Regions from separate parts of the Homo sapiens genome. Here region 1 is linked to region 2. Evidence: read pairs that join two places in POLR2A ChIA-PET (ENCODE). Cell type or tissue: PC-9. All regions are shown on one strand. Links, peaks and the distances in the headings refer to the core of each region. The heading gives the core; the rest is flanking DNA.

Region 1 (16,303 bases), core at 6,670-11,669, 170 kb after region 2:
AGCTTGGATATCAATTTTTTTTTCTTTTTTTTTTCTGAGATGGGGCTTCACTCTTGTTGCCCAAGCCAGAGTGCAATGTCACGATCTTGGCTCACTGCAACCTCTGCCTCCCGGGTTCAAGTGATTCTCCTGCCTCAGCCTCCCAAGTAGCTGGGATTACAGACATGCACCACCACACCCGGCTAATTTTTTGTATTTTTAGTAGAAACGGGGTTTCACCCTGTTGGCCAGGCTGGTCAGGTATCCATTTTTTAGTCAAAACTGAATAAGATGAAATACTCAGATTTATAGAGCTGGCCAAAACGTTTTTGTTTTTACAGCCTAATAGCAAAAGCAATCTTGCTGGTAGTTGGCTAGTAATTCATTTCTATGATGTAGTCTGCAGCCTATGGGGGAAGAGGACAAGATGGTGAAGGGATTAGGGGAAAGCTTCCAAAATCCTTTTTGCCAAAGAAGTTAAGGAGCTTGAGCGACCCAGGTTTTCTCTCTAAATGGGTTAGTTTAACATTCCAGACAGTCTGTGATTCAAACTTGTCTATTCACCTATACATCTACTCAGCAGAGTTCTTTATGGCCTCATAGGAACAATTCAGCTGAATTCCCCCATCACTGAAACTGTTCCAGACTTTATCTACTTTTGCTTTTTGTTTTTTAGAGACAGAGTCTTGCAGTGTTGCCCAGCGTGGCCTTGAACTCCTGGGTTCAGATGATCCTCCCATCTCAGCCTCCTAAGTAGCATGACTACAGGCCCACACCACTACACCCAGCTCCATCTGCATTTTGAATGTGATGCCAGCAGAGTGATGAGCTTTGTGGTGGTCCCTGGGTTCAGTGTAGATACACACACACACACAAACACACAAACACACACATACTTATCTCATTAGGTTTTCCTATAAACTTTATAGCTAGTAATGAGAAAGGTCCTAGTTTAAATTGAAGGGTTTTTTCCCTCAGTTTCTGTAGTATTCATTCCTAAATAGAGAGATATGTTGACAGATTTATCTGAAAAGACCTCATTTTTCCAAAGCTTAACACAGAAAGGAAAATCCCGTAATCTTAGGTTAGTTTCATCAAGTGAGACAATAAATCGCCATTTGCATAATTTTCTTTTTTTAGCAAAGATTCCATTCTAATTCTCCAAAATAATATACAGTCATGCACCACATAATAACATTTCAGTCAACAATGGACCAGATACATAATGGTGGTCCCATAAGATTACAATATTATATTTTTGCTGTACCTTTTCTATGTTTAGATACACAAATACTTACATTGTGTTACAGTTGCCTGCCTACAGTATTCAGTAACATGCTGTACAGGTGTGTAGTGTAGGAGCAATAGAATAGACCCTATAGCCTAGTGTGGAATGGGCTATTACCATCTAGATTTGTGTAAGGACAGTCTGTCTACACAACAGTGAAAGCACCTAACAATGCACTTCTCAGAACATATCCCTGTTGTTGAGCAACACGTGACTATATGTTACTGCACTGTTTGTAAATTTTCTGAAGTTGTGCTCCATTCCAGTGCAGTTTTTTTCTATGACAATACAACAAAGAAGCTCCTGTTCCTGTGGGATACATTTTGATACCGAAGAAAGCATCTCTCAAAAATAACAAAAGCATAGCTGTATTCTTGCTAGAATTTCTAATTTATGTTAGAAATTAGTTCTACAGAAAGAACTAAATGCAGAGTAGTGCTCCAAACTGAAAACATAGCTTGAGATGAACATACATCACAGTATTAAACAATTTTAGTTATTTACTTTCTCTTCATTCTAAGAACTTAAGAAGACCTGACAACATCTGGATCAGGGGTTCCCACCACCCCCAGGCCATGCACCGGTACTGGTCCGTAGCATGTCAGGAACCAGGCCACACGGTAGGAGGTGAGCAGTGGGCAAGTGAGCATTACCACCTGAGCTCCACCTCCTGTCAGATCAGCGGCGGCATTAGATTCTCATAGGTGTGGGAACCCTATTGTGAACTGTGCATGTGAGGGATCCAGGTTGTGCACTCCTTATGAGAGTCTAATGCCTGATGATCTGAGATGGAACGGATTCATCCTGAAACCACCCGCACTCCTCCGCCCCCTGTCCATGGAAAGATTGTCTTCCACGAAACCAGTCCCTGGTGCTAAAAAGGTTGGGGACTGCTTATCTAGATCATATGAAACATAAGTAACTAAAAATACTATAGATTGGCCAAATCTGGGGAAGATGAACATAGCATGCATCTTTTTGAAAAGGTAGTTGTAGTTAAGTAACTATTCAGTTCAGCAAACATACCTTGACTATTTACATAGCCAGAGCACAAGTAAGTGCTTTGGCTGCTACCACTGTTGCTGCCCTTTGACCCATTAAACACACTGGCCTTCCTTCTGTCTCTCATGTCCTCTCCCCATCTTCTCAGAAACACAAGGAATATGTCTATATGTCTATTCCTTGTGTTTCTGTCCTCCACCCGCTTCCTTTTTCTATTTTGGAATGGGGAGAGCAAAAGTAAAAAGCTATGCTAATAAGCAAGAGCCATAATGTGCCCTGATTGAGTTGTTTGGTATCTCCCAAAGTATGTGCCAAAGATCACCATTAAACCATTTATAGATATTCTGCCAGAAATAGGAGGGGAAGAGTTCTATGGGAAACAACGAGTGTCGTAGTCCATTCTGGCTGCTATAACCAAATAACTTGGACTGGGCAATTTTTAAATAATACAAATTTATTGCTCACACTTCTGAAAACTGGGAAGTCCAGGATCAAGGTGCCAACAGATTTGGTGTCTGGTGAGGGCCTATTCCTCATAGACATACCTTCTAGCTGTGTCCTCACATGGTGGAAGGGGCCAACCAGCTCCATCAGGCTTCTTTTATAGGGGTACTAATTCTGTCAGTGAGTACAGAACGCTCACAACCTAATCACCTCCCAAAGACCTCACTTCTTAATACTAGTAGCATTGGAGATTAAGTTTCAACATATACATTTTGGAGAAAAACATTCAGACCATTGCACTGGGTTAAAGAAAATCAAACTGACCATCATTAGTAGCCTTTGTAAAACCTTTAAAATTCTATTGTGCACCATGGGGAACAGAATATATACAGGTTGAGTATCACTAATCTGAAATCCACAGTGCTCCAAAATTCAAAACTTTTGAGTACCAACATAACACACAAAGGAAATGCTCATTGGAGCATTTTGGATTTCAAATTTTCAGATTACAAATGTTCAACCAGTAAGTAGAATGCAGATATTCCAAAATCTGTAACATGTCTGGTCCCAAGCATTTCAGATAAGGAATACTCAACCTGTATAGTGTTGCCCAAAACTTATTTGACCATGGAATACTTCTCCTGAACACACTGATTTCTTAACGGAAATGCTGGCGTGGACCATGAGAAGAGCAGGAGAGCTGCACTTTTCTTGGGAGATATTATATCATATCTTGGAACTCATACCACAGTAAGTGGCTCCCAGAGCAAATAGAAACCAGCCATCATGGACATCCTAAGAATACATCTGTTTCCAAATCTACCTTTTTATTCGCGGTAGGAGAAAAGAACCAATAATCCAGTCAATGCTTTTGCTTTTGGAATTTCTACTAAGAAGCCTTTTCATGAGGAAAAAATAAAAACAAAAGGAACTTTTAGGAGTGGCGCTCTGTCAGCTGCTTGTGCATCAGCTGCTTGTGGATTTGGTTTAGAGCTTTAGAGAGGACTGGCATTGACTAGCTTTCACTGTCATTGTGGCCCACATGACTTTGAAAACACTATCATTGTGAATTTTAGTTATATTTGATGGTAGAATTATTCTTTTAAAAAAATTTCTCCATTCTGTCTACTGAGGCTAGTTCAATGTAATCCGTGTTTTCTTTCTTCCCACCTTGCTGCTTCTCTACTCATTTTATTCCTTTCCCTTACCTGTATGCATGTCTCAGTTCTGTTCTTCACACTTTGGTTTCCAAAGCTGTAACTTATTCCTTCTCTCCACACTAAAGCCCTTTCCATTTGCCTCCCTGAAAGTACTTCTAATACCATGGTACACACGGCATTTACCTTACATGCATCCACTACTGGTTTGTGAGCAGGGGAAGACAGGTGCTATATCTTAGACATGCCTGGATCTTCCACCTGGCTTAATATAGTTATTGCACAGAGTAGCTATTCAGTGGATGTTGATTGACGAAAGAATGACTGGCTAATTATTTGTAGTGTCCTGGTTACATTTCCCTCAGTTACTGGCAGTATATTGCTAAGTAAATGTGATAGGAAAGTAAGAGTGGCAGAAGAAGATGACCTTATTGACTAGTTCTTCAGAGCATCCTTTATAAATAAAAAGAAACAGAGTAATGTTTATTGAAGCAAGTGTTGAATTCAGGCAGTGTTTCTCCCGCCCTAGGACATACAGACAGCTGCACTCCTTCCTCTACACAGAAGAAGTCACGTTCATATTGAGGTCCTTGAGTACCCATGTTTCTCTTTTCATTAACACTCAGAAGTTCTCTAGGTCATCCCTATCTCATCCAACCATTAGTGATCTGGTCAAAACTCTGTCCAAGTTTTCTATATCTCAAGTTTCGTAGTTCTCCAAGCTAGATGGAATTGTTTAAGAGACAGGGGAGTACTAAATATAGTAGGGAAATTTTTCCCAAATGTTGACATATACTAGAGGCCCCAAGTTACAAACATTCACATTTCAGGTGGTCACTACTTCTCTGACCATAACTGATCACTAAAGCCGCTTTGTCATTACCATGTAAGCCACCACAAAACAACAACTTATAGCTCATAGAAAAATCTATAGCAGCAGGCTGGGCTCGGGGGCTCACACCTGTAATCCCAGGACTTTGAGAGGCCAAGGCGGGCGGATCACAAGGTCAGGAGATCGAGACCATCCTGGCTAATATGGTGAAACCCCATCTCTACTAAAAATACAAAAAACTAGCCAGGCGTGGTGGCACGCGCCCGTAGTCCCAGCTACTCAGGAGGCTTAGGCAGAAGAATCGCTTGAACCCAGGAGGCGGAGGTTGCAGGGAGCCGAGATTACGCCACTGCACTCCAGCCTGGTGACAGAACGAGACTCTGTCTCAAAAAAAAAAAAAAAAAAAAAAAAAAAAAAAGAGAGAGAAAATCTATAGAAGCAAATGTGAAGGAAAGTAAGTGATTCTGCAAAGAGGAATGCCCAGGGGAACTGACCCTAAGGACAGCCTTCTAGGCCCTAATGATATAACATTTCCCACTACCTACATTTATTTACTGTGCTGTATTAGGCTCCCTGAGGTTCCAGTGATTACAGGAGTACAACCATTTCTTCTTCTGCCAGTTTGATTACTGTGTGTTGAGAGTGAAAGCCTGTCTGACAATTGGTTCCCTTCCTCGGATGTGCCAGCGGGGCAAACCGCCCATCTCGCCATGTGAATCAAAACCCAGAAACGTTGAGAGGTTCCAGGCAGCCTTTTGGTTACCTCTTTTTTTCTCAACCCTGCTCTTTTTCCAACCCCCGCCCTGGCCACCATGGTACACATGCTCATCTGGCCACTCTGTTGGATGTGTTTCCATCAGACTTTACACATACCCCTATTAGCAAGATCACTGCACTGTGCAAAAACAGGGAGATATCAGTCATATAGCAAATGAAATAGTACAGTAATTAATATTTGTCCACTCACATAGTAGGTGCTCAATAAATGTTCCCAACCATTATGTGCCAGGCTCTCTATTCTCTGAGGGAGTCTCAGCTATGAGGGGTGGGGGAGGTATGCAGGAGAGAGAAAGAGAGCTCCGTCACCTGGCAGGAAATGTAGTGCTCTTTGCCTCTTCCAGTGATTCTTCAGACTTCTTAGCCTTGCAACCATTGCTTCAAATTCTTGTCCAGATGAAAGAAGTGCTGCTCAGAAGGGTGTGGGTGGGGACTCTTCCCACTTGGTCCCTTCACCTCCCTTTGTAGAGATCTCCAAGGTCCCCTTAGAACACAGTGGAACCATTGGATAGCCAGTTTACCATGCTGGTCATTTCACAGGTTTTTACTGTGCTTATTAATTATCACATTCTTGTTTTCAAAAGAGCTCTTTTTGCACCAGAACATGTGATAAAGTGGTTTTACTAATCCCTTGAAGTTTTGTTTTTTCCTTCAACAAGATGATAGCCACCCTCTTTTTTCAGAAAAACATTAACATGCATAACCACTACAGTTAACTTCGGCGCTCATTAATGAAGCCCAGAACTAATAGTTACATTGTCGTAATTTGACAAAGCCATCTAAATCTATGCATGTTTTTGAAAGCTCCCTAAACATGCTGCTAAATCCCCTAAAAAGCTACTAAACTGCTTTGGCAGCCATTAGCCCAGCATAAGCAGAGGAACTCTTTTCAGTGAGTGAACAAACAGAGAAAATACGCTGAATGGATGGACAAATGTGTTTCAGCTGGCCCTTTCATTTACCAATATAAGGGCGCAGTCAATATCAATCACTGTTTTCCCTGTTGCCCTGAAAATCACAATATCTCTTTTCATCCCACAAGCTCTTTTCACTACCGTAATGTGTCTTTAGAATGACACTGGCATCAGCCTGCTTCCGCTGTCTGAAGTCCAGAGAGCTTAAAAACACATTTCGGGATTCTTGAACCTTCCTCCCCTTCCGTTTTCCTACTGCCTCCTCCCTCCTCCCTCTGCATCCATTCCGCCCCCTCCCCAGATTCTTTTCAATTCTTCCAGCTTTCCTGGCTGAGTAAACAGCATTCACTTCTCTGTTCTAATGCAGCTCTCCAAAGTAAATGTTGACAACCCTATCTGATATTCCTGAGATTTAAGAACTCATTAAAGAGATACACATAAAGAAATGCTTTTACATGTTGGTAATACATCAAAGGTTGAAAGGAATGTGGAAACTCTGTGCTATGACACGGTGTGTTGATGAGCAAGGCCTCACTCTGTATCAGAATATCTCCCCCTCTGCCCTCCCTTGACCGTTGGCTCCCGCCTCCCTCCACCACATAGAGACATGCATCCTTTGCCATCCCTTGTTAAAAGTATGTGCGTGCACAGCTACCTACCCTTACAGTTAAGAGCAAATGCCCTTAAAAGCAAATGCCACTTCTTAGATATCTTTTGGCACTCCTGGTTCTGAGTACTTAATACGTTGCTTTGGGATGAAGGAAAGAACAGAATGCTCTGTATATGATTACCTTTTATCCTTTTGAAAACTTGAGTGGACTAATTCTTGCAGATAAATTTTAGCAATGGGCATTTAGTTGTAGAAGGTACCACAGATGAATATTTGGAATATTATGTTTCTAAAAGAGTACTGATTGTTTTCTACCTCCTTTTATTTACTTATTTTTTAAAATTTCAGATTGTAGCTGTCTGCAGAGAGGCAGCTCTTCTGGCTCTGGAAGAAGACATTCAAGCCAATCTCATCATGAAAAGACATTTCACTCAGGCCTTGAGCACTGTGACACCTAGAATTCCTGAGTCATTGAGACGTTTTTATGAAGATTATCAAGAGAAGAGTGGGCTGCATACACTCTGAGAAAATATATATATTCAAGATGCTGAAAATCCTTTCCAGAGAAAATTTGTTTCTTTTTAAAATTTTTTGAGAGTGTTAAAAAAAATTTTACTAGGCAAAATGTTTGAAGTATGTTCAGTAGAATTTAGGGGCTTTGGTTCTTACAGATTTTCAAGTCATGTAAGTACAGTGAAAATATCTCTGAGCATAAGTTTCAATCAGTTTTACCTGGAAATTTGTGGTGTGGTTTAAAAAACAAATGTTTAGCTTTTTCATTTGCGACCTAGTCTGTTCATCCCATGAAGCGATTTCTTTTTCCAGAATCTGTTTGAGTGTCTTTCTAAAATGCCAAACATGTTGGCATCAATTTTATACAGGGATATAAAAAAGTATATGTGGATAAATTTTTTGTAATCTTTAGGGATATAAAAAAGTGTATGTGGATAAATTTTTTGTAATCTTTATTTTTGAAGGCCAGCCAGTAAAATGGCCCAATGTGCCAGCCAGGCTTATGTGGCCTTGTTTTCAAATATACATATATGTGTTATCATTAAAATTCATATATGCATTTTTGTTTTAGCCTTCTTAATCTCTACCTATGGCCAAAAAAATTTTTTTTGAGAGATATTTTGTATAATACAATGCCCTTTGAAAGTGTAAGCCCACTCTAAGCCTAGATCAGTAGGCTTGGGTTTTTTTTGTTGTTGTTTTGTCTTTTTTTTTTTTTTTTGAGACAGAGTCTCACTCTGTCACCTAAGCTGGAGTGCAGTGGCACGATCTTGGCTCACTGCAACCTCCGCCTCCTGAGTTCAAGCAATTCTCCTGCCTCAACCTCCTGAGTAGCTGGGACTACAGGTGTGCACCACCACACGCAGCTAATTTTTATATTTTTAGTAGAGACAAGGTTTCACCATGTTAGCCAGGCCGGTCTCGAACTGCTGGCCTCAGGTGACCCACCCACCTGAGCCTCCCAAAGTGCTGGGATTACAGGCGTGAGCCACCATACCTGGAGAGGTTTTGTGTTTTTGTTTTTTTTTCATAAAATGCTTTTAATAAATCATATGAAGCATTCATGTTTTTACTTATACATATTTTCAGGGTACCAGTAAACTTTTTAGTTCAAAGATAGGCCAAATTGTACTTTTTTTTTTTTATGAGACAGAGTCTCGCTGCTCTGTCGCCCAGGCTAGAGTGCAGTGGCGTGATCTAGGCTCACTGCAAGCTCTGCCTCCTGGGTTTACTTACGCCATTCTCCCGCCTCAGCCTCCTGAGTAGCTGGGACTACAGGTGCCCACCACCATGCCTGGCTAATTTTTTTTTTTTTTTTTTTTTATTAGAGACAGGGTTTCACCGTGTTAGCCAGGATGATCTCGATCTCCTGACCTCGTGATCCGCCCGCCTCGGCCTCCCAAAGTGCTGGGATTACAGGCATGAGCTACTGCGCCCTGCCGCCAAATTGTAATCTTAAACATATTATGTTGCATTCTAAATATGTATATTTATGCTTCTTGTTATTTATCCTCAGGATTTCTTCACACTTTATTACTTCATAAATACTCTTGAAAAAGCTTTCAGAAAGTGATTCTCTGACTTCAGATCAGAAACTGGCAATGGGAAGAATGTGCACTTAAACTTGATCACTGTAGATCTTTGAAAATTCCCAGAAAGACAAATCAGACAAGAAATACCTGATTATCAAAATAATGGGCTATACAGTTTTGTGGTGGCATACATTCCTTGTTTGTTTGTTTAGAGATAGGATCTTGTTGTGTCACCCAGGCTGGAATGCAGTGGCACAGTCGTAGCTCACTGCACCTTCAAACTCCTGGAGCTCAAGTGATCCTCCTGACTCAGCCTCCTGAGTAGCTAGGACAACAGGTGCACACTGCCATGTCAGGCTAATTTTTTTTTTTAAACAGAGAGACAGAGTCTTGCTGTGTTGCCCAGGCTGGTCTCCAACTCCTGGCCTCAGGTGACCCTCCTGCCTCAGCTTCCCAAAGGGCTGAGATTACAGGTGTGAGCCACCATGCCCAGCCTGTGGTGACATATATTCTGAAGTCACATCTCAAATATTTAATCCTCAAATATATTTACATCCTCAAAAATATCAGATTTTCAAGACAACACTGGTTTACCAGTACATAAACCCACCTAGGGGACAAAGAATATTACCACTTAGAACTGTGTTGTCAAATACAATAACCACTAATTGTATCTGACCATTTTAATTAAATTAATTACAATTAAATAATATTTAAGAATTAGTTTATCAGACATATCAGCCACATTTCAAATGCTCAATAGCTACATGTGGCAAGGGTCTGCCACACTGGACAGAGTAGAAAACATTCCCATCATTCAGAAGGTTCTCTTGGACGCTGCAGATCTGGAAAACAAGACTTCCATATTGAAATAAATACAACCTCAAAACTTTTATGCTCTGTGTTCCCTTTAGTTGTTATCTACATAGAAAATTATGAAACAAGAGAGGAACTTACCTTCTTCCCTATTAAATATATGGCTAAGGGCACAAGAAAATAAGAGGAAAACTTATCCTTCAGGGCCTAAACAAGGAAATGAAAGAAATCTCATTCCCAATAGAATAAAAACCAGAAGCTTGAAATGACTCTGGTGCAGGAGGCTGGGTGGTGGGGAGGAGGGTAGCAGTCTCAATCAACAAGTTTAGATATTAATAGCCACTCAAAGCCTTCAGCCCATATAACATGAAGTGACAACTGAGCTCTGCACATAATGCTCAAGCTCTATAATAACCAACACTCTCAGCACAAGGGTAGACAAGAAAAGAAAAATCTCCTGCTGGCCAGGAAGACCACAAGGAGGCTTTCTGACTTGGCCTGTGCTTTTGATTTTTAAAACATTTTTTAAAAGAGGCCTCTCTGGGCTGGGCGCGGTGGCTCATGCCTGTAATCCCAGCACTTTGGGAGGCCGAGGCAGGCGGATCACGAGGTCAGAAGATCAAGACCATCCTGGCTAACACAGTGAAACCCCGTCTCTACTAAAAATTCAAAAAATTAGCCGGGAATGGTGGTGGGCGCCTGTAGTCCCAGTTACTCGGGAGGCTGAGGCAGGAGAATGGCGTAAACCCGGGAGACGGAGCTTGCAGTGAGCTGAGATTGCGCCACTGCACTCCAGCCTGGGTGACAGAGTGAGACTCCGTCTCAAAAAAAAAAAAAAAAAAACCTCTGAGAATTCTGACTATGAGCTTACCTGCCCATGGCTTTAGAATGATTTGAATTCACACTACCTTCAAATTCATGAAACCTCAAAACCTACAAATTAACCTAAAAACATGGAGCCAAGCTAAAAATGCCCTGGGGGTAACTAGCACTTGGACTAGTTACAGGAATGTAGCTTCGTCTCAGAGGATTCCAAAAGCTAATGCCTTGCTTACCAAGGGCTTGTAATCTCACAGGATGTGATGGGTGGGGCCTCAGATCTGCTGATGGGAGCATAAATTGGTACAACCACTTTGGAAGGCAACTGGCTATCTAGCAAAGTTGAAGACCCTACAATCTAACAGTTCTCCTAGGTGCATATCCCAGAGCAAGTCTCACATTGATGCAGTGAGATAGTGAATAGGAAAGTTCATAGCACCATTATTTTTAAGTAGTAAGAACCCGGAAACAATCTAAATATCCATCAGTAATAGATATATGTGATAGTCATACAATGGAATACTGTGGCAATAAAAAATAATTAGAGCTACATATGAAATAGGGATGAAACATGGATGAACAAAGAATGTTTTAGAGGAATATGATATTTAAAATTTGAAGCATGAAAAATATGTGTTTATGGGGGCATATATAGTGGAAGAATAAATGAATAGAAAAGAAAAGCACCAAATACTGGTGAGGAATTTCCTCAGGGGAGAAAAGTTGAGCTGCTTCAATTGTGTCAGTAATGTTTCATATCTTAGGGTGGGTGATGGGAATATAGGTGCTGATTTAATATAGTCTGTACTTTTTGTGTACCTAAATATTTCGTGATAATTTTTAAAAGATGGGCCTTAAACCAATACAGTCATATCATTTAACTCAATTCCATGAATTTACAATGCAATCCACAGTGCCCACAACCCCATGTTTCTGGAAAATCAGGAGTATTGGGTACAATGGAATAAAATGCAAGAAGGCAAATAAGAGATCAGGCTTTTAGGACCTAGGAAACAAATAAAGAGGAATTTGTTGCTGAAAGTAATGTGTAGCTGACACTCTCATTACCTGACACAATGGGAGACATTATGTCTGGGAATAAGACATCTATTTCCATAGCACTGTAGTCCTGCAAAGGAGTTGGAAGTTATGAATTTTTAAAGATTTTAGAACATTATATCTTTAGTCTCTCATAAGCCAATTATTTATATCTCCACATAGCCCATTATTACCATTGAAAAGGCATGCAATTCTTCTATTTGAAGCTTGTTCCCTTTTTACAAAAGTACTAGTAAAAATCTGAGTCATACAAAAGAGCAGGTCAGGTGTCACTAATAACAGTTTACCTCAGCTTCATCTCCATGAAGGTTTTACTTCTAATCCCAGAGTCTCATGTTTATGTATTACAAGAGTGTATGAAAGCTGGGCATGGTGGCACACACCAGTAGTCCCAGCTACTCGGTCGGGGGTTGAGGTGAGAGGATCGCTTGAACTCAGGAGTTTGAATCCAGCCTGGTCAATGTAGCGAGATCCTATCTCTTAAAAAAAAAAAAAAAAGGGGGGAACAGTGTATGATCCTATTATTTGGGTTTGTGTGTGATCGAATACATGGTATATAGTTCATGGAAAATTTAAGCTCAGCAAGGAAAGAAAATGGCCAGCTTCCTGTCTTAGGAAGACAATTTACTTTTTGGCATCTGTTTGGTTGAAAGTTTGCCTTTGATCCAGATTCTTTCGGATGTCAGGGATATTCACATTGACATGTCTTTTTAGTGTTCCAGGAGATTTTAGTTTGAATAGTACAATTTTTTCTTCTTACAACAAAACTTAGAACGGCTTCTAACTTATTTCTTCATGGCCAAGAAACTACCCTAACTTATCTCGATAAATATTTAGTTCTGTCTTATTTCTAATGTGTAAAACAGGTTTTAAAAATAATATATAGATTTTGCATTTATAAAAAAAGATTTAATTTATAGAACCAAACTTGAACATATGTTTAATTTAGCCTAATCAGAAGGTTACAGAAAAAGTTGCTGTAAAGATAGAATAAAGGTATTGTACTGGTCTGTTTTTACTGAAGTTCCAGAATGTGAGGTTATTAGAGTCTTGGCTTATTGTGTCATGTTTTCCTGAATGCTTCCTTTGAAGATGAGCACACACCAAAGCATCCTTTGATATTATGTATGGATTAAATTAACACTGCTTTCCAAATGTGGTCCACATAGAAATTCTAATGTTACAAATTTGCCTTTCTTCCTTGGATTTTCATTATAACAGTTGTGTGCACACATAGGCCTTTTGCCTAATGTCTTTATCAAATATACCCCTTACTCCAACAAATTTTTGCAGAAAGAGATGTTACAGGGTTTTGAGAGTCCTACAAAATCATATGGAAATTTGTAGACTCTTCTTTCAGGATTTAGTGATAAACATTTCTGGAAAGACGGTTAAGTGTCACACCCACACACAGCAAAACCCAAGGATATGAAAAGAAAAAAAAATAGAAACATAGAATTCATCTATGCTTAAAATAGGGAACAAATATAACACGTATTACAGATTTCAATTTTACACCAACTTAAAAAGGATCTAGGAAGTTTTACATGTACTGTGCTTGACAACACATTCAGTGTGACAGGAAATACCTTGTTTACTTGGTTTCAATACACCATCAATTGTAAGCCTCACTATTTAAAAACATATTTTTCTAGAAAAAAGATAAAGTACTATAATATTGATTTGCATGTTAATGGTATTACATCCTGATTCCAGAAGCATTAAAATGTGAACAACATATATAATAAAAATCAATGAAATACAGTTAAATGCAAAGGAAATTAACATGTAATAATACATTCAAATATTTTATAATACACCCACAGCCATTAAAATATTACTTGCACCCAACATAATTATAGGTAATAATGAAAATTGCGACAAGCAAATAGGAGAATTAAAGATACTGAATGCAGATTATTTTGGGGCCGTGAATAATCACAAAGTGAAATATCCCAAATGAAAATAGCAGGGGAACTATGCCAAAAATGTGGGGTGAAGGGGAAGGCTGGGAGGAGGAGAGAAAACACCAAAAGAAAGCTGGGGTACATTTGGAAGAAGGAACATTTTCTGAGGAAAGAGGAAAAAAGTTTAGAATACAATGGCTTTGAAGTCTCAAAAAAAGTTAAGAAAACATGGATGATGTGATTCAGTAGATAAAATAATTGAGTCAGATTTAAACAGAATTAACAGAGCAAAGGAAAGGGACTAAGAAGAAAAATAATACTCTCATGTAGCCTTAGATTCAGAAATTCCACATTAAACCATTTATCATTCAGATATACATTCACAGTTACAAAATGGTATGTATAAAATTTTTTCATTACAGCTTTGTTAAAAAGACAATTCAGTTATCTATCCATAAGGGCTATTTAAATAAAGTATGGTACATCCATATAATGGAACATTATGCTGCTATAAAAAAAAAATTATGACCTAGTGTAGACATTATCTCCAAGATACAGTGGATCTGAATAATAACTAATAACACATATGTTTAAACTCTGCAAATAGAGAATGCACATCATTTTATACTCATGATACATGTAATTATAGGGTACATGCACACACGTATATAACAATGTATTTGCTAAAGTAGATATGGTGCAGAATGTACCCTATAACTACCATGACATAAAACTAATGTAGAAACAACAGTTACAACAAAAATCAACCAATTAAAAGCTCAAAAATAATTGTTAAGTGATTCCTTGAACAAAGAAGAAATCGAAAACAAAATTGGAGAATATCTAGAAAATAATAATGAAAGTACTATATACAATTGGTGGGACACAATTAACATTCTACACAGAGGATAATTTGTACACCTGAACACTTTCCTTAATAGAATAAGATTAACTGAATTAAGCATTCTACTAAAAACTTATATTTTAAAAAAAAACTACAAAATTAATCTCAAAAAAATGTAAAAGCTGAAATCAATAAATTAAAAAACAGAAGTGGTCAGTCCAACAGCTCATTGTTTGAAGAACAAACTCTAAAACAAAACAAATTAATCTTTTTTGTGTTCGACAGAATGATTATCCAAGTATGTCCATGTCCTAATCCTCAGAACCTATGCATGTGTTTGTTATGTAGCCTTCAGATGTCAAAAAGAACTTTGCAGATGTGATTACATTAAGGATCTTGATAGGAGAATAGCCTGAATTTTTCTAGTAGACCCAATGTAGTCACAAGGATCGTTATGAGGGAAAGATGGAGGCAAGAGAATTGGTCAATGATGCAAAGGTCAGAGAGAGACATTTGAAGATGCTCCACAGCTGGATTTGAGGATGGAGAAAGGGCCCACAAGCCAAAGAAAGCAGGTGGCCTCTGGAAGCTGGAAAAGGCAAGGAAAGGGATTCTTCCCTAATGCTTCTAAAACACAGCTCTACCAACATCTTGATTTCAGCCCCATTTTATAGACTCATTTCAGACTTCTGACCTCCAGAACTGTGAGATAATACATTTGTGTTTTAATCCACTAATTTGTGATAAGTTACAGCAGAAATTGAAAATTGCTACACTTTCTAGATTGCTTTTTAAAAGATAACAAAACCATTTATGGCATTTTGATATACTGATGACAATCAAGCTGAGAAAATCGAGAACACAATCCCATTCACAATAGCTACAAAAAAAAAAAAAGTGAATATCTAGGAAGATACTTAACCAAGAAGATGAAAATTCTCCACAAGGAAAACTACAAAACACTGATGAAAGAAATCATAGATGATACAGACAGATGGGAAAAATGCCATATTCATAGATTGGAAGAATTAATATTGTGAAAATGACCATACTGCCCAAAGCAATCTACATATGCAATGCAATCCCTATCAAAATACCAACATCATTTTTCACAGAATTATAACATCTTAAAATTCATATGTAACCAAAAAGGAGCCCAAATAGCCAAAGCAATCCTAAGCAAAAAGAACAAAGCTGCAGGCATCACATTATCTGACCTCAAACTATACTACAAAGATATAGTAACCAAAACAGCATAGTATTGGTATAAAAACAGATCAATGGAACAGAATAGAGAACTCAAAAATAAAGCCACATATCTTTGACAAAGCCAACAATCTTTGACAAAGCTGACAAAAACATACACTGGAGAAAGGACCACCTTTTCAATAAATGGTGCTGGGAAAATTGGATTGCCATATGTGGAAGAATGAAATTGGACCCCTACCTCTCACCATATATGAAAACCAACTCAAGATGGATCACGAACTTAAATGTAAGACCTGAAACTAAAAATATCAGAAGAAAACCTAGGGAAAATTGCTGGTCATTGGTCTAGTCAAATAATTCATGACTAAGACCTCAAAAGCACAAGCAACAAAAACAAAAATAGACATGGGACTTAAGTAAACTAAAAGGCTTCTGCAGCACAAAAGGACAGAGTGAACAAACATTCTGACGAAAGGGAGAAAATATTTGCCAACTGTGTATCCAACAGGGAACTGATATCCAGAATTTGCAAGAATAACAACAGCAATGAAATAACCCCATTTAAAAGTGGGCAAACCCATGGGAATATAAACTAGTATGG
Region 2 (16,303 bases), core at 6,334-11,333:
CAATGAACATGGAAGTGAAGGCATCTCTTCCGCATCTCTTCCGCATAATGATTTCAATCCTTTTTTTTTTTTTTTTTTGAGACGGAGTCTCGCTCTGTCGCCCAGGCTGAAGTGCAGTGGTGCGATCTTGGCTCACTGCAAGCCCCGCCTCCTGGGTTCACGCCATTCTCCTGCCTCAGCCTCCCCGGTAGCTGGGACTACAGGCGCCCACCACCACGCCCGGCTAATTTTTTGTAGTTTTAGTAGAGACGGGGTTTCACCGTGTTAGCCAGGATGGTCTCGATCTCCTGACCTCATGATCCGCCCGCCTAGGCCTCCCAAAGTGCTGGGATTACAGGCGTGAGCCACTGCGCCCAGCCGATTTCAATCCTTTGTGTATACATTGCCAACCTAAATAGCAGGCAGAGAGGTTCTCCGAAGATAATGGGTTTGTTCGAGACTGCATAGAGGATTTGCAGTTCTGGGATATGCAGCCTATGGGGACCACAGGCATATCCAAAGAGGTTCAGGCAAGGGGATGCTTTTAAAGGTAAAGGAGAAAAGTAGTAGTTTATTTTGAAACAATGACAACATTGGTTACGGGGCTTATCACAGGAGCTGACACCAGTTCTTTAGTGGAAACTGTGTCAGGCAAGTGTTCTTGTGCATCTGGCTAGCTGTCCTTGTGACTCCTGTAACAATCTGCAGTTTAGAACGTTGTGGTTACAGGCATATGTGCCTAAGAGTCCTTCATACAGTGTCTGTTATAGTTCCTATCATAGGCGTGTGCGTGTGTGTGTGTGTGTGTGTGGCCTCCCTTTGTAAACTCCTAGCTTTATTTATATATATTTTTTGTTTGAGTTTGACACAGGTGACTTCATTTTGATTCTGATACCTTTTACAATACCCAGTAGTGGGATTGCTGAATCATATGGTCATTCTGTTTTTACTTCTTTGGGTAACCTAGACATTGTTTTCTTAAATGGCTATACTAATTTACAATATCACTTTATATTGTTTTCTTAAATGGCTTTACTAATTTACAGTGTCACTAACGGTGGATAAGGATTCCCTAGTTTTCACATCCTTGCCAAAACTTACTGTCTTTCATCTTTCTGATGGCCAGTCTGACAGATGTGAGGTGACATCTCATTGTGGTTTTAATTTGCATTTCTCATTATTAGAGATATTGAGCACTTGTATTTGTTGGACTTTTGTGTATCTTTTGAGAAATGTGTATTGAAGTTCTTTCCAGTTTTTAATAGGGTTATGTGTTCTCTTGATATTGAGTAGTTTGAGTTCCTTGTATATTTTAGATATTAGCTCTTTATTAGATGTATGATTTGCATATGTTTCTCCCAATCTGGGGTTTTTCTCTTCACTCTATTGTTTCTTTGGTGTGCAGAAGCTTTTTAGTTTAATGCAGTTCCATTGGTTTATTTTTGCTTTCATTGCCTGTGCTTTTGAGGTTATATCCAAGAAATCTCTGTCTGTGGAGCTTTTTCTCTTAGGTTTTCTTCTAGTAGTTTTATTTTCAGGTCTTCTGCTTAAGTCTTCAATTTATTTTGACTTGATTCATGTATAAGGGGTGAGAAAAGGGTCCATTTTTATTCTATATGTGGATATTCAGTTTGCTCGTCATCACTTATTGTAGAGACTGTCCTTTCCCCATTGTATGTTCTTGGCATCATCATCAAAAATCAATTGACTATAGACATGTGGATTTATTTCTGCTCTCTCTGTCCTATTCCATTCGTTGATGTGTCTGTTTTGATGCTAGGTATGGCTTTGCAGTATATTTTATAATCTGTTTGTGTGATGCTTCCAGCTTTGTTCTTTTTGGTCAAGATTATTTTGACTATTCTGGGCCTTTGTGATTCCATATGAATTTTAGGATTTTTTTTTTTTTTTTTGCAAAGGATCATAAGAAACTACTATGAACAATTATATGTCAACAAATCATGTAACCTAGAAAAATGGATAGAAACATTTAACATAACAAAACTGAATCAAGAGATTGGAAATCTGAACAGACCAATAATTAGTAAGGAGATTGACTCAGTAAGTAGAAGTCTGTCATCAGTGGAAAGCCCAGAACCACATGACTTTATGGCTGAATTCTACCACACGTTTAAAGAAGGGCTAATACTAATCCTCCTCAAACTCTTCTGAAAAATTGAAGAGGAGGGAATACCTCCAGACTCATTTTATGAGGCCAGAATCACCCTCTTACCAAAGCCAGACAAAGACATTACAAAACAAAACTATAGGCCAGTATTCCTGATGATCATTGATGTAAAAATTCTCAACAAAATACTAGCAAACCATAGTCAATAGTACATTATAAGGATCATTTACCAGTAGATCAAGTGGGATTTATTCCTGGAATGTAGATTGCTTCAACATAAGCAAATCAATAAATGTGACTTACCATATTAACAGAATGAAGGACAAAAACTACATGATCATTTCAATAGATGCAGAAAAAGCCTTTAACAACATTCAGCATCCTGTCATGATTAAAAATCTAACAAATTAGGTACAGAAGGAATGTTCCTCCACACAGTAGAGGCCATATATGGCAAGTCTGCAGCTAACAGCATACTCAATACTGAAGAGCTAAAGGCTTTTTTTCTAATATCATGAACAATACAAGATGCTTACCTATTCTCACCATTTCTTTTGAACATAGTTCTGGAAGTCCTAGCCAGAGCAATTAGACAAGAGAAAGAAATAAAAGGCATCCTAATAGGAAAGGATGAAGTGAAATTATCTTTGTTTGCTGACTACATGATCTTATACAGTTACACCTCTGTATCTGTGGGTTCTGCATCTTTGGATTCAACCAACCACAGATTGAAAATACTCAGAAAAAAATGGATAGTTATGCCTGCTGAATATCTACAGACTTTTTTCTTGTCACTCTTCATCAAACAATATAGTATAACAACGTTTACATAGCATTTACATGTATTAGGTATTTTAAGTAATCTAGCGATCATTTAAAGTATATGGGATAGGCATAGGTTATATGCAAATACTATGCCATTTTATATAAAGGACTTGAGCATCCATGGAGTTTAGTATCCTCCAGGTTGCCTGGAACTAATCCCTCATAGATACTGAGGGACAGCTATATATAGAAAATCCTAAGGACTCCACCCAAAACTGCTAGAATTCATAAACCCAATAAAGTTGCAGGGTACAAAATCAACCTACACAAACCAGTAGCATTTTGTTTTACACTAACAACAAACTGTCTGAAAAAAATTAAGAAAACAATCTCATTTACAATAGTATGAAAAAATAAGTAAAACAATTAGTAAACAAGGAAGTAAAAGATTTGTAATTTCCAAATATTTGGAAATTTTTCAGTAACTCAGTGTCTTTAACTAATAATTTAATCATTCTAGTAAGAAAACATGCTTTGTATGATTTTAGTCTTTACATTTATTAATTTATGTAAATTAATATGTGGGTTTTATGATCACCCACGACATTGTCCTAACTTGTCGACTGTTCTGTGTGCTCTTTTAAAGAAGGTAGTCTGTTGGCCGGGTGCGGTGGCTTACGCCTATAATCCCAGCACTTTGGGAGGCTGAGGCAGGCAGATCACCTGAGGTCGGGAGTTTTAGACCAGCCGAACCAACATGGAGAAACCCGGTCTCTACTAAAAATACAAAATTAGGCCAGGTGCGGTGGCTCACCCCTATAATCCCAGCACTTTGGGAGGCCTAGACGGGCGGATCACGAGGTCAGGAGATCGAGACCATCCTGGCTAACATGGTAAAACCCCGTCTCTACTAAAAAAAAAAATACAAAAAAATTAGCTGGGGTGGTGGCAGGCGCCTGTAGTCCCAGCTACCTGGGAGGCTGAGGCAGGAGAATGGCGTGAACACGAGAGGTGGAGCTTGCAGTGAGCCGAGATCGCACCACTGCACTCCAGCCTGGGCAACAAAAGCAAAATTCCGTCTCAAAAAAAAAAAATATATATTAGCTGGGCGTGGTGGCACATTCCTGTAATCCTCGCTACTTGGGAGACTGAGGCAGAAGAATCGCTTGAACCCAGGAGGCAGAGGTTGCAGTGAGCCGAGATCATGCCATTACACTCCAGCCTGGGCAACAAAAGTGAAACTCCATCTCAAAAAAAAAAAAAAAGAAAAAAAGAGAATGTAGTCTGTTGTTGGGTGCAGTGTTTTATAGAGGTCATTTAGTCAGTGGTCCCCAACCTTTTTGGCACCAGGGACCAGTTTTGTGAAAGACAATTTTTCCACAGGTGTGGGGCGGGGGTTGGTTTCGGGATGAAACTATTTCACTTCAGATCAGGCATTAGATTCTCATAAGGAGCACACAACGTAGATACCTTGCACGCACAATTCACAGTAGGGTTCACACTTCTATGAGTGCGCATCTAACGGTGCGGCTGATCAGGCAGTAATGCTTGCTTGCTTGTCTGCTGCTCACCTTCTGCTGTGCAGACCAGTTCTTAATAGGCTGCAATCTGGTACTGATCCACAACCCGGGGGTTGATGACCCCTGATTTAGGTCACTTTGGTTGATTATGCTGCTATTCATGTATTTGATATTCTTGAAGAATTTCTATTTGGTCTATTCTTTTGGTTCCTGAGAGAGAAATGATGAAGTCTCCAAGTGTAATTGTGGATTTCTCTATTTCTCCTTTCATTTTCTTCAGCTTTGCTTCATCTGTGTTGAAGCTCTATTCTTAGATGCATTCACATTTATCAATTGTTGCACCCTCTACATCTCTTGGTAATTTTTGTATTCTGACATCTAACTTCCTCAGATTTTAACACAATCAATCCACTTTTCTTTTGCTGGTGATCACGTGGTCTCATTTTACATTCTTTTAACATGTATGTATTATTTTATTACAGTTGACTTTCATATAGATAGCATTCAATTTGTATCTTGTTTGCTGTACAGTCTTAATCAGGTTTCTTAAAGTTGTGTTTATACCATTTAGTATAAATTTCCATATGTTTGGGTTTATGTCTGTGACTTTATTGTTTGCTGTTTGCTTCCGTTTTTCATTCTTCGGTTTTCCTTTTTCTGCCTTCTTTTGAATTATTGGAATATTTTTTATTACTTTAATTCATTTACTGGCATTTTAAAATTTCTTTGTTTTGTGTGTTGCTCTAGCAATTACAATATTCACATCTAAGTTTTCACAGTCTACTTAGAGTTAATATTTTATCACTTGAAGTTTCTATACATTAGTATAGAACCCTTACAATGATCTAGGTCAAGAAGATAGGGAAAATGGATATTTGATGACAGCTGGGTGTCTGCCACAAAGGACAACATTAAGTTGCCTTTTAGCCCACACTTCTCTTAATCTTTTCTGTACTGCTTGTTATGCATCCTTTAATTATTTGTTTTATTCTATATTAATTTCAGCCTATAGTGTGCAATTATATGGAAAATAACGTTATGTCCATGCCTCCTTTCTTGGGATATTTCCTAAATTCAGTATGAGATTGTTGATATAGATAAGAAAACTGACTTGCAAAGAGATTTCATTGCCCCAGGTAACACAGCTAAGTGGCAGAGCTGCAATTTGTACTCTGAGTCTGGTTTTGGGGTCTGCACATTTGACCACAATGCTACTGCCTGTATTTTACTTAAGATAATAGTTATGTTTATGACAAACCTCTAAGTATGTATGACTTCTAAATTTACACATTCTTTGAGTGTTCTAATTTCATTGTCATAAAAGCTTACTATTTTCTCATTTTTAAGACATATTTCATACTTCTTAAGATAGCTCTTAAATGTATTCCAGAAACTTTAAACATTTTTGATATTGTTGAACTAGTTTTGGAATCAAAACAATTTGTGATTCCCACATAATTGCAGTTAAATTTTTTCAGTGTAATTTTAAAAATACCTTATGGGAAAATACTACTGCAAGTTGTGTAACACTTTAATTATCTATTTTTTGTAATCATAACAGCGTACACTTAACATTTGGAAAAAAAATAAATATATTCAAAATATACTTTTTCATTTTTTTAAGGTAATATTTGGTATTTATAGGTCTTCAAGCCCAGGAGCCTACAACCGACAGACTGGGAACCATACTTTATACTATTAGTGAATAATAATAACAAAAATAAGATTTACATTTTTTCTTAGGATACCAGAGTTGAATAAATTCAAATTTAGAAACACATATACATGTATATGTATAAAATATATGTATATCAAAGAACTAGAATTTTTAATCAGACTCAAACCTTACCAGTGAAATGGGAATACTCTTTACATTATCCACCTAAAATGTTCCTATTAACCATGTGGTTTTAAGAGGTATTTAAATTTTGGAATTTTTAATAGCTATCTGTTTCTTCTGTAACTTTGATTATATTATAGCTTTTCTTGAATGAGGAGATAAAACAGATGTAAATATTAAGACAAAAGCTTGATGCCTATGAAACAAATTATTTCCAAGTACATAGAGTGAAAATACTTTAAAAGCCTTTGAATTTGGCAACTTTCTCTTTGCATTCCCTTTCCTGATTCTGTAGCAATCACTGTCTTGTTCTTAATGAACTGGTACTCAAAGGTCATTCAGAAACATTCATTAAAACCAGTAGGGAAATAATTCTACAGACTTCCTTTAACCAACCTGTAGTTTTGTTTTCTTTCTTAATAGCCTCAGGTCTCAGACACAACCATCTTTTATTTATTTTTTCTTTCTTTCTGGAATCAAATAACTTTTAAAGATTTGAGAAAATCAGCACCAATATTTGAAGATTAAAACTTGATCCATCTGTCAGTTAGAATTTTGATTTGGAAAAGCCACAGGTAACAGTGTAAATTCTAGTTTTACAAATGTAGTAATAAAGAATATACTTCAGTGGCAATTTAAACTTCATATTAGTGAATTAAGATACTCAGTAAGTTTCAGGGTATTAGATTGATAAAGCAATACCTGGATTAATGACTAGTCATTATGAGGTGTACTTTTATCTTTCATTTAAGTCAAAACTTATGTTGCATTACATGCTTTACAAAAATTGCCACATTATTACATTATGGTTTGGCCATAAATAGGAGCAATTTTGGGAACCATTTATTTTGTGAATGGTTACTGATTTTCTGAATCATTCAAGTTCTACATTCTATTAAATTTTATAAGCCTATTATTTAATATGAGCTTTTTCTGTTTTCAGACTGATACCCATTATTTTTCAGTCATAGCAGAGAAATAGGTTTCCAGGATAAAACAAATTGTTCAGGTATTCAAGCAGCCCTCAGGAGTAGGCAAATATCAACAGATAGGTCACTGAGAGATCAAGGGATTTACTCTTTTCTTTGGTATACCATAGTTCTTGAAGGCTAAAATTTTGGTAACTGTTTCAGGAAAATAAATACTGTACTATATTTCGTTTCTTTCCTTCAATCCTGATATGTAAAGTAAACAAACCTGTTTTCAGAATATCTAACCTTTAGTTGAGTAAATGACAGGTAGGAAATAAAGCTGTTGATACGGGAGAATGAGTAAGTGAAAAAATCCATCCTTTGTCAACCACTCTTATTTTTTAAATTGAATCTGCTTTCAGTTTCAGTAGTTGGGAGTGCTAGATGTACATAGCTTAATGGATTTGGTGCTTAAAATTCTGGTTTTCTTCTTTTACTTACATTCCAACATCACAATAGAAAATAATGCAAATAGCCTTCTAAATGATTGATATATGATGATATGTTAGGCTTATTTATTGAGTCAATGCTTCACACCTGTTCTGTGTCACAACACCTCCCTTAGAGGATAAGGTTTTTTTTTTTTTAAAAAAGCGATTCTTTCTTGTAATGCCACAGGCATTATAAATCTCTCAATTGAAAAATACTGAATTAAATTTGCTTCTTATTTAAAACTACTTAAGGGTAACCCTTTGTATACTTGTTTTTTAAAGTTGATTGCTTATTATCACATTGCTCTATGTGTATTCCCATTTTTTAAACTTTGACAAGATACTAATTTTTATATTCATGGTAATAATAATCTTAACATTATATAACATTTTCACAATATGGAGTTTACTGAAAACAAATCTAAAATTTTACATTTAAGTTCACTAAAGTAACACTTGTAGGATGAGAAAGATTTTACTTGTTTGGTGGTACATGGAAATTTGACCCCACATGGAACAAAAGTTAACATTGTCATGAAACTACTAAAAAAAATGCTCGTGTCATTTTAGCCTACATTAATTATAGCATCTAGATTGCATAACTAATAACTTCATAGTATTCTGTCCTGGTGAGATGACATCTAGAATATAACACACAATTTTGAGATTTCATGATTTGCAACTAATTTTGGACATAACAGGCAAGGTCCACAGCATATTTTTACCATGGATAATAGAATGTAAAATAGTTACTGTTTTCATGTGTTTAAAAGTCTGTTCTCTAGAAAAGACATGATTTTAAAAGAAAGTTTCTAGCAAAACAAAAAGAATAACTTTGTGGTGAATTGGAATTTTTCACTAGGGGACTTGCTTGTTCTGGTAGGCATTGATCTCCCAGTTGTTCTGGGTGCTTTTAAAAATTATATTACATTTCTGCTGCATTGACTAGGAAGTTAAAATTAGCCAGGCATGGTGGCGTGGGCCTGTAGTCCCAGCTACTCAGGAGACTGAGGCAGAAGAATCGCTTGAACCCAGAGGCGGAGGTTGCAGTGAGCCAAAATTGCCCCACTGCACTCTCCAGTCTGGGTGACAGAGCGAGACTCGGTCTCAAAAACAAAACAAAACAAACAAACAAAAAAACAGTGTTACTCTATAGTGTACTGTGTTGCCAGATTTGTTTTGCCCACCTGTAGGCTAATGTAAGTATTCTGAGCATGTTTAAGTTAGGCTGGGCTAAGCTATGATGTTCAGTAGGGTAGGTATGTTAAATATTTTTTTGATTTAATATTTTGAGCTTGATGGGTTTATCAGAATGGAACTCCGTTGTAAGTAGAGGCTCGATCTGCATCTTTGGAGAAACGTCTATGCAAGTTTTTTGCCCACTTTTGAGCTGGGTTGTTTGTTTTTTGTTTGTTGTTGTTGGGTTTTAGGTATTCCCTATATATTCTGGATATTAATCCCTTATCAGATAGATGATTTGCAAACATTTTCTTTCATTCTGTGGGTTGCCTTTTTACTCACTTGCCACTTTTTTGTAGCAAACGTGACCCCTCCTAAAAGGGGGGATATATGTATTTTAAGACCATTCCTTGGCAGTATTGTCCTTAGAGCTTTAGGTTGACTATTTGAATTCGTATGGTCTTTGACTCATCTCATCATCTAAAACTCCTTGATGTTTTCCTCCTTTCTTTAATGTTATATAGACACAACTGGGACAGCTGACAGTGAATATAGGTTATATTTTTGCGAAGAATTTAGCAAGAGAGGTTGGCTGTTTGGCATTAAATATCTGTATCACTGTGAAGTTTTTAATTGTTTTTGGATACTAATTATCACTGAACATGACCTAGAACAATACCTTATTACATAGAGTTACTCATTTGTCAAATGTAGGAATGAATGTATGTATGCATGCATGTAAGTACACATGCATATAGCCTTGGTAGTTACTACAGTGCTATCATAGATGTAAAGTCTTTCACAGGCCTGGGTAGACAGCAGTCATGTTTTATTCATGGCCTAGTCTAGCATGGTTCCTGGTACTCTTAAGTTTTGGTGAATGTTCGTCATATAAATAAATATATTTAATTTAGAAAGCATCAGAAAAACTAACATTTGGATAAAGCAGATATAATTTTGTATTATATATGTGAGTAATTTTCTTTCATCTTTAAATTGTCATATTTCCAAGGAATCTATTCATTGTTGATTTCATGTCCCTCTTAAACAACTTGAGATACGTTAACTTTGGTAATCTGTCATAGACTTCACTTCATTCTGTGGCCTTTAATTTAAGAGAATGGTAGTTCTTTAGATGCTCTCTCAGGGTTAATCTCCCAACAGCTGGAAAACCAAGAATGGCTGTGAAAAGTACTTCTTTACCTAATACAGGATTGCATAACTACTTGCTTTTCCCTTAAAAATAATCTGCAGTATACATGGATCTTAAAATAGGAATGATAACTCTTTTGTAGAAATATTAGGGGATCAGAAGAGATAATTTATACGAATCATTTGGCTTACAATTTGTTGTAAAGTGAGGCCTTGAGACGCAATAGCTATTACAGGGTGAGCATTCTAAGTTGGAAAATTCAAGACCTGAAATGCTCCAAAATTTGAAACTTTTGAGTTCTAACATAATGCTTGAAGGAAATGCTCATTGGAGCATTTAGGATTTTGGATTTTAAGGTTTGGGATGCTCAACCCTAAACCAGTAAGTATGTATAATGCAAATATTACAAAATCCAAAAAAAATCTGAAATCTGAAACACTCTGGTCCCAAGCAATTCAGATAAGGGGTATTCACCCTGTATTATTAGTTTTTCCAGAAAAAAAAAAGAAAGATTATCAAAGATACACACCCGACTTTAGCACTAAAATTTTTAAGTTGTTGTACCTTCAATTGCTTTATTTTTCCCTTTCAATTCTAATGTTAAAAAATGTAATCCTGTTTTACAAAATATTTCAGCAAGTTTTCAGCAGTCGTCGCTATTACATTAACTATAAATAATCTTTTGGGAGACCTATCAACATCTACTTTCTCTTTCACAATTTGATAATTAACGTATATCACATCTGTGCCTTTCTTTCTAGGGATTTCCAAGATCTGATGGAATTTGCAATGGTTGATGTATATATGGCTCTTATCCATTGTCAGTAACCCACCTTCTTATGAGCTTTTCCAATTTTCGGGCAAATAACTAAGTACAGTATTTGTGCTGATATAGGTACAAGAGTTTAAAGAAGGCATGACTTAAGTGTTACTAAGAGGAAATAAGGAGAAATTATGTTAATAAATTGGCATTATATACTAATAAAGTTAGTCTCCAATCTGTGGAAACATGAAGAATAGAATGTAATGCTTTGCATTTCTCGGTGGATGAATGATTTTAAAATTTCATACATGGGGGAGAAAATAAAAATACTCCTGAACCCAAAGCTTGACTTCATTCAGGGATATGCATAAACTTCTCTCTCTTTTTTTTTTTTTTTTCCTTTAACCTGAAAGGACATTTAGAAAGCTAAATCTATTTTTCCTTCTTTTCAGTCAGAAAGTCAGGCCTCACCAGCAACAGACTACTGGTGTTTTGTAAGGGCTATATAATGTTTTCATCGTAATGCTATATAATGTTTTCATCTTTGTATTCGTTAGCCCAGACTTTTTGTTTAGTACTAGGAAGTATTTCCACAGATGTTGAGTGAGTGGATAAATGAATTAACTTGTGTGGTATACCTGGGGAAAAGGCAGTAAATGGGTAGAAAAACTCAAGAATAATCTACACCTATGGGGTTGACAACTTTTCCAGTTGCTCTAGGAATTACTGTAATCATTTTCTTTCTGTTATACTGCCTTATAGATCTGATGGAAATTTTGAAAAGAGCGTGTTCTCATTGTTTAGCTCTATATATCTGTTGGCTTCATTTGCTTTTAATATTTTTTTCTAATAGATACCTTTCTGGCTTGCACAGCAAAGTTCAATTAATGTAAGGATAAAATGTAAATTATCTAATTCAGCTTATTTACATGCTGTAAGTAATATAGTAATGCTAACTGGGCTTTCCTTGGCTTTTGTTTCATTGTGATCTGAGCTCAGATTATAGTTTGATCTGCTATGCACTGACCTGGGTGCCAGATGCAAGGGAAGCCAGTAAATAATACTATAAAGAGAGATGCTAGCTTTAGTTTTGAAAGGACGATGACTTGTAAGTGAGACTGTTGTAAACCACACAGTAATTAAAAAGCTCCATAATTAAAAGGGATATTTCCTTTCTTTAACCTGTCTTAAATGTTAGATATGATTAAAAGCAAAAGCATTTCTCTCAATAAAGTTGGGGGAAAAGTACTTGTTTTTATAGTCAGTTTTTGAAACATAGGAAAAGTGACCTCAAAGAACCTGTGTTGTAAAATTTTCAGAGTCATAGGAACTTGAACTTTGTTTCTTGATTACTTGATGAAATTGGTCATACTAGTTTATGAATAGTTCTGAATGGCCTTGTAGTCTTCTGTTGGTTTTGGTTTCATCTTTCAGTAGATGGACCTGTGGAAAAGTGGAACTGGCTTTGAAAATGTACTGGAAGCAATTATTTTCCTAAGACAATAATTTTTTTTCTCTTTTCCATTTTCTTTAGAACATACAGGCTAGAAGATCCACTCAGCATTTAATGCATATGACTTTACATTGCTGTTTATCTTTTTGTTTATCCCGAAATTGGAAGCTTCTAAAAGGCAGAGATTCACTCTCTTCCTGTGGTGGTTCTAGAGGCTGTGCCTTGCATAGAGTTAATTTTTAAAAAATAATTAATAATTATTTTTCTTACCATTTCTATTACTCATTTTTCAATTTGGAGAATAATTTTACCTGGCCACACTGATGGAACTTGCATACATGGGCCAGCTCTTTTACTCAGTTGCCCAATTTTTGAATGAAACTGAAAACTGTGGACAGATACATCAGGGAAGAGGAACATACAGAGTAAAAGACATAAAAGCCTTAAAGTTGGCTTCAGTTTCTTCATTTCATCTTGTAAATTACACAGGAGTCCTTCAGATAAAACTCACTGGTTATATGACAAATTAAGCAATTAGATTACTGCACACCTAATAATAGTAGCAAATAATGCACTTTCAATCTGCTAATATGTTAAGCACTTTTCATTATCTCTTCCTTTTACATGAGGGGAATCTGAAGTTTAGGGAATTTAAAACTTCCACAAAGTTAGTAGTCAGTAGTTTATATACTAGTATTAAATCTGTTTAAATCCAAAGCCGGTGACATTAACAGTTTCCAAACGATAATAACAAAAGTGAAAAATGTTAGTATCATTCCTTGAGAATTCACTACATAAAATTCTCTTCCAAATATTTACTCATTTTATAGATTAGGAAACTGATCCCCAATGAGGTATATCCTTTTGGTATATTGGTTAAAGAATAATATGTCTACTTGAGAGTGGCATCCTAATTACTGAAAACTGGACTACGAACTTTTAAAGTTTAATTAACAGTAATTTAATGTATTTTTATGTTATTTCTTAATCTTTGGATTATTTTTTCTTTTTGGAGGTTGTGTATACTCTGAATACTTATAGCAGTACTTCAGAACAATTTAGAACATATTTGTACTTCTAATGCAAATTTAATGTCTAGAATCCTGTTAACACATGTGATAAATGCCAACAGAAAGAGATTGATTTGCTGTCATGAATTAGACTGACAGATTTCTCAACAACACTAGATGCAAGAGGCCACTAAATAGGAAACTAACTTTGAACCTAAGATTTTATCCAACTAACTTATTTAAATATGAGGGAGAAGTAAGGATATTTGCTCATATACAAGATCTCAGAAAACTTACTGTACCAACACTATTTCTGAAAAGCACCAGGCAAGAAAAGTATGTCCAGAAGGAACTAGTGAGATATAGTTAGTAAAAGGAAATAAAGAACCCAAGAAAGGGTATAGTTTTATAGCCACACAATGGGGAGAAAAACGGAAAAGAAGGGGAAGAAAAGAAATAAGAGCCAAGTAATTTGTTGGCTTAGAATTAAAACTCCAGGTAATATTAGTCTTTCAGCAGTTATGGGGACAAGATGGGTAAGGAAGTCAGTTAGAGATCAGAGTAGGTGAAAATTTTGAGGTTCTTGTATTCATCAGGGAAAGTATTTATGAACTTTAGACACTAACAGTGAAAAATATGCATAGTTATGAAACTCAAAATTAAGCTCTCTGTTTAATAATAGACATCAGAGATAACATGAACAGATACTGATAAATTGAGAAAAGAGCTTCAGTACCAAACGAAACAAAGAACACAGATTTCCAGGTGCTTTTTTATCTGAACATGTTGCAGCACCATTGGAACCATTGTGTCACTTTAACCAAGCCTCCAATATTTTTATTCTTTCAGATCACAAGGGGTGGATGCCAAACCTCTCATTTTTTTCCCTCATGATTACACTACAAGGCAAAGCGCACAGGGTTTGAGTTCGTTGCAGTTGCTAGGGACATACACCTAGGGACTGACTACTAGGGCAACCTATGCTGTCATGTCACATTGTTCATAAGTCTTCCGTGAGCAAAGATCTGTCCCAACAAATGCCCCATACTCCTTTCACTTCCAAGTTATTTTCTATCCTAAACAATTTTTCCTTCCTTTATACTGGAAACTCCAAGATCTATAACATTTTATGATAAACTTGATCTTATTTTATATTATATATTTGTGTTCCCATTTCACTCTTCTGTTATCTTACTCTAACACTTAAATGCTGTATGATCAAAGTTAACTAATTTCTTAAATTTAATGAATCTCTTTAAACCAGGAGATGTCATGTCTTGGTTGTGCATGGTATACATAGGAATGATAGTTTAAGGAAACCCATTTCTAGATCTTTAGTGCCTAAAACTGATCTGCTTGAGAATTCACTTGTGATGGGGGTGGAAGTTTCTCTTCTCCAAACTCCTCTTTACCTCTGAAGCATCAAACAAGTGGGCAGTGGGAAATACAGGTATTACGTTTGAGAGAATAGATGGCACTAAAGCCATCTATTATTAAACTGGTACTCAGTACCAGTTTACTGAGTGTGGTCTGAAGATCATAATAATTACCATTTGCCTTTTTCATTCTTATTTTCTCAGTAGTTACAATTAAAAAAGATTTTCAGTTGTTATCTGTCATCATTCCTGATATATAATATAGACAGATTTCAAATACTTGAGGAATATGATTAGAACAGAATTACTTCTCGCTTATTTGTATGAACAAGGTTTCTCTGTACTTTATTCCACAAATTTTTTTTAGAAATTGAAATAGAATCTAAAAAATTGAATTGTAGCAATAAGTAATAGTTTACAATGTCTATAAAAATTCACTGGGGAGGGAGACTAATAAGAGGATTCCAGCTGTCTCATTAAGAAACGAACTTTCTATAACCTTAATGTTTAATTATATTTTCCAAAAATCATTAATACATTTATGTAATTGTACATGAATCATTGTAATGCTCATTCAATCCAGAAGAAACGTAATACTTAGAACCTTATGTTCATATGAGTGAACACTTTTTAAAATTTCAAAATATGTGCATATTTTTCTAAGAATTATTACAAGATGATCAGAGAAAGAAGGAAATTCTATTGGGATAGTAGAGTAGAAGTACAAATTCAAGGAGAAAAAAAGAGCAGTGTAAAATTTCTCAAAGATATCTTTTAAATAGATGGTAGTGTTAAATCACTGTATATTTAAATCTGTTGAATATGTTGAAAGAGTTGATGTAAAGGTCTTATTTTAAAATCTCAATATTTACAAAACTCTGGAAATTACATCCTTTACCACTATTTAAACATGGGTACATGTGAGAAGGCAAAAATCTCAATTTTCTTTTTTAAGTATACATACAGTTCCTTTTTAGCACTAAGAGCTACGTGTGCATAATGATTGAGACCAGAACTCCACATTTTGTTGAAAAGTGGGGAGTGAGGGGGAGAGAGAGAAATGCTTTTAAAATTAAACAATGAAACTTTTCCGGGGAGTAGTGAAGAGTGGGTGGTTATAAAATGACTTGGAAGCAGATCAGCTGGAAAGGTGAAAGAATCAGAAAGCAAATATAGCAGTGGATAATGGAGTTGATCTGTAGCTAGCCTATAGCAACTGCCTTTACTATATTTTAATATGTGCCATTAAGTGTGTCTCTTGATTGCTTCTGCTTTCTGCCAGTATGGCTTACTGTTGTAACTAGAGTTAGTTAGCTGGCCCACTGATACCACCACCAGAGCCTTTTCTAATCTATTATAGATTTCTAACGTGGGATAGGAGGCCAACAATGTTTCTTTGATTACAAATAGGAGGTACATACCTTGCCAAAAATTTGCAACATGATAGAATTGAAGTCAGTACAGAACACACACACACTCTATTTTTTTTTTTTTTTTTGAGACAGAGTCTCGCTCTGTCGACCAGGCTGGAGTGCAGTGGCACGATCTTGGCTCACTGCAACCTCTGTCTCCCGGGCTCAAGCAATTCTCTTGCCTCAGCCTCCCGAGTAGCTGGGATTACAGGCAGGTGCCACCATGCCCGGCTAATTTTTGTATTTTTAGTAGAGACAAGGTTTCACCATGTTGGCCAGGCTGGTCTCGAATTCCTGACCTCAGGTAATCCGCCTGCCTCGGC

The links. Peaks named below come from ENCODE experiments on the same cell type or tissue, not always from the same donor. Only the 100,000 strongest peaks of a DNase experiment are listed, where the experiment ranks them.
Region 1: POLR2A ChIA-PET joins it to region 2 with 5 read pairs; 3 of 35 experiments call an interaction of 5 or more read pairs at or near these places.

What each region holds. Positions count from the first base shown.
Region 1 is chr4:123,306,537-123,322,839 of GRCh38, forward strand. AFG2A (AAA ATPase AFG2A) reads left to right here. Exons shown (of 16, transcript NM_145207.3): 16 at 7,352-12,897. The coding sequence ends at 7,528. Among named protein-coding and RNA genes, the nearest start is that of SPRY1, 82 kb to the right of the region's middle. In PC-9, for the core only: no CTCF peak of the experiment used is centred there; a DNase peak (open chromatin) is centred at 9,245; H3K27ac peaks cover 460 bases.
Region 2 is chr4:123,132,721-123,149,023 of GRCh38, forward strand. The region is part of intron 14 of AFG2A (AAA ATPase AFG2A); the gene reads left to right. Among named protein-coding and RNA genes, the nearest start is that of AFG2A, 220 kb to the left of the region's middle. In PC-9, for the core only: no CTCF peak of the experiment used is centred there; no DNase peak of the experiment used is centred there.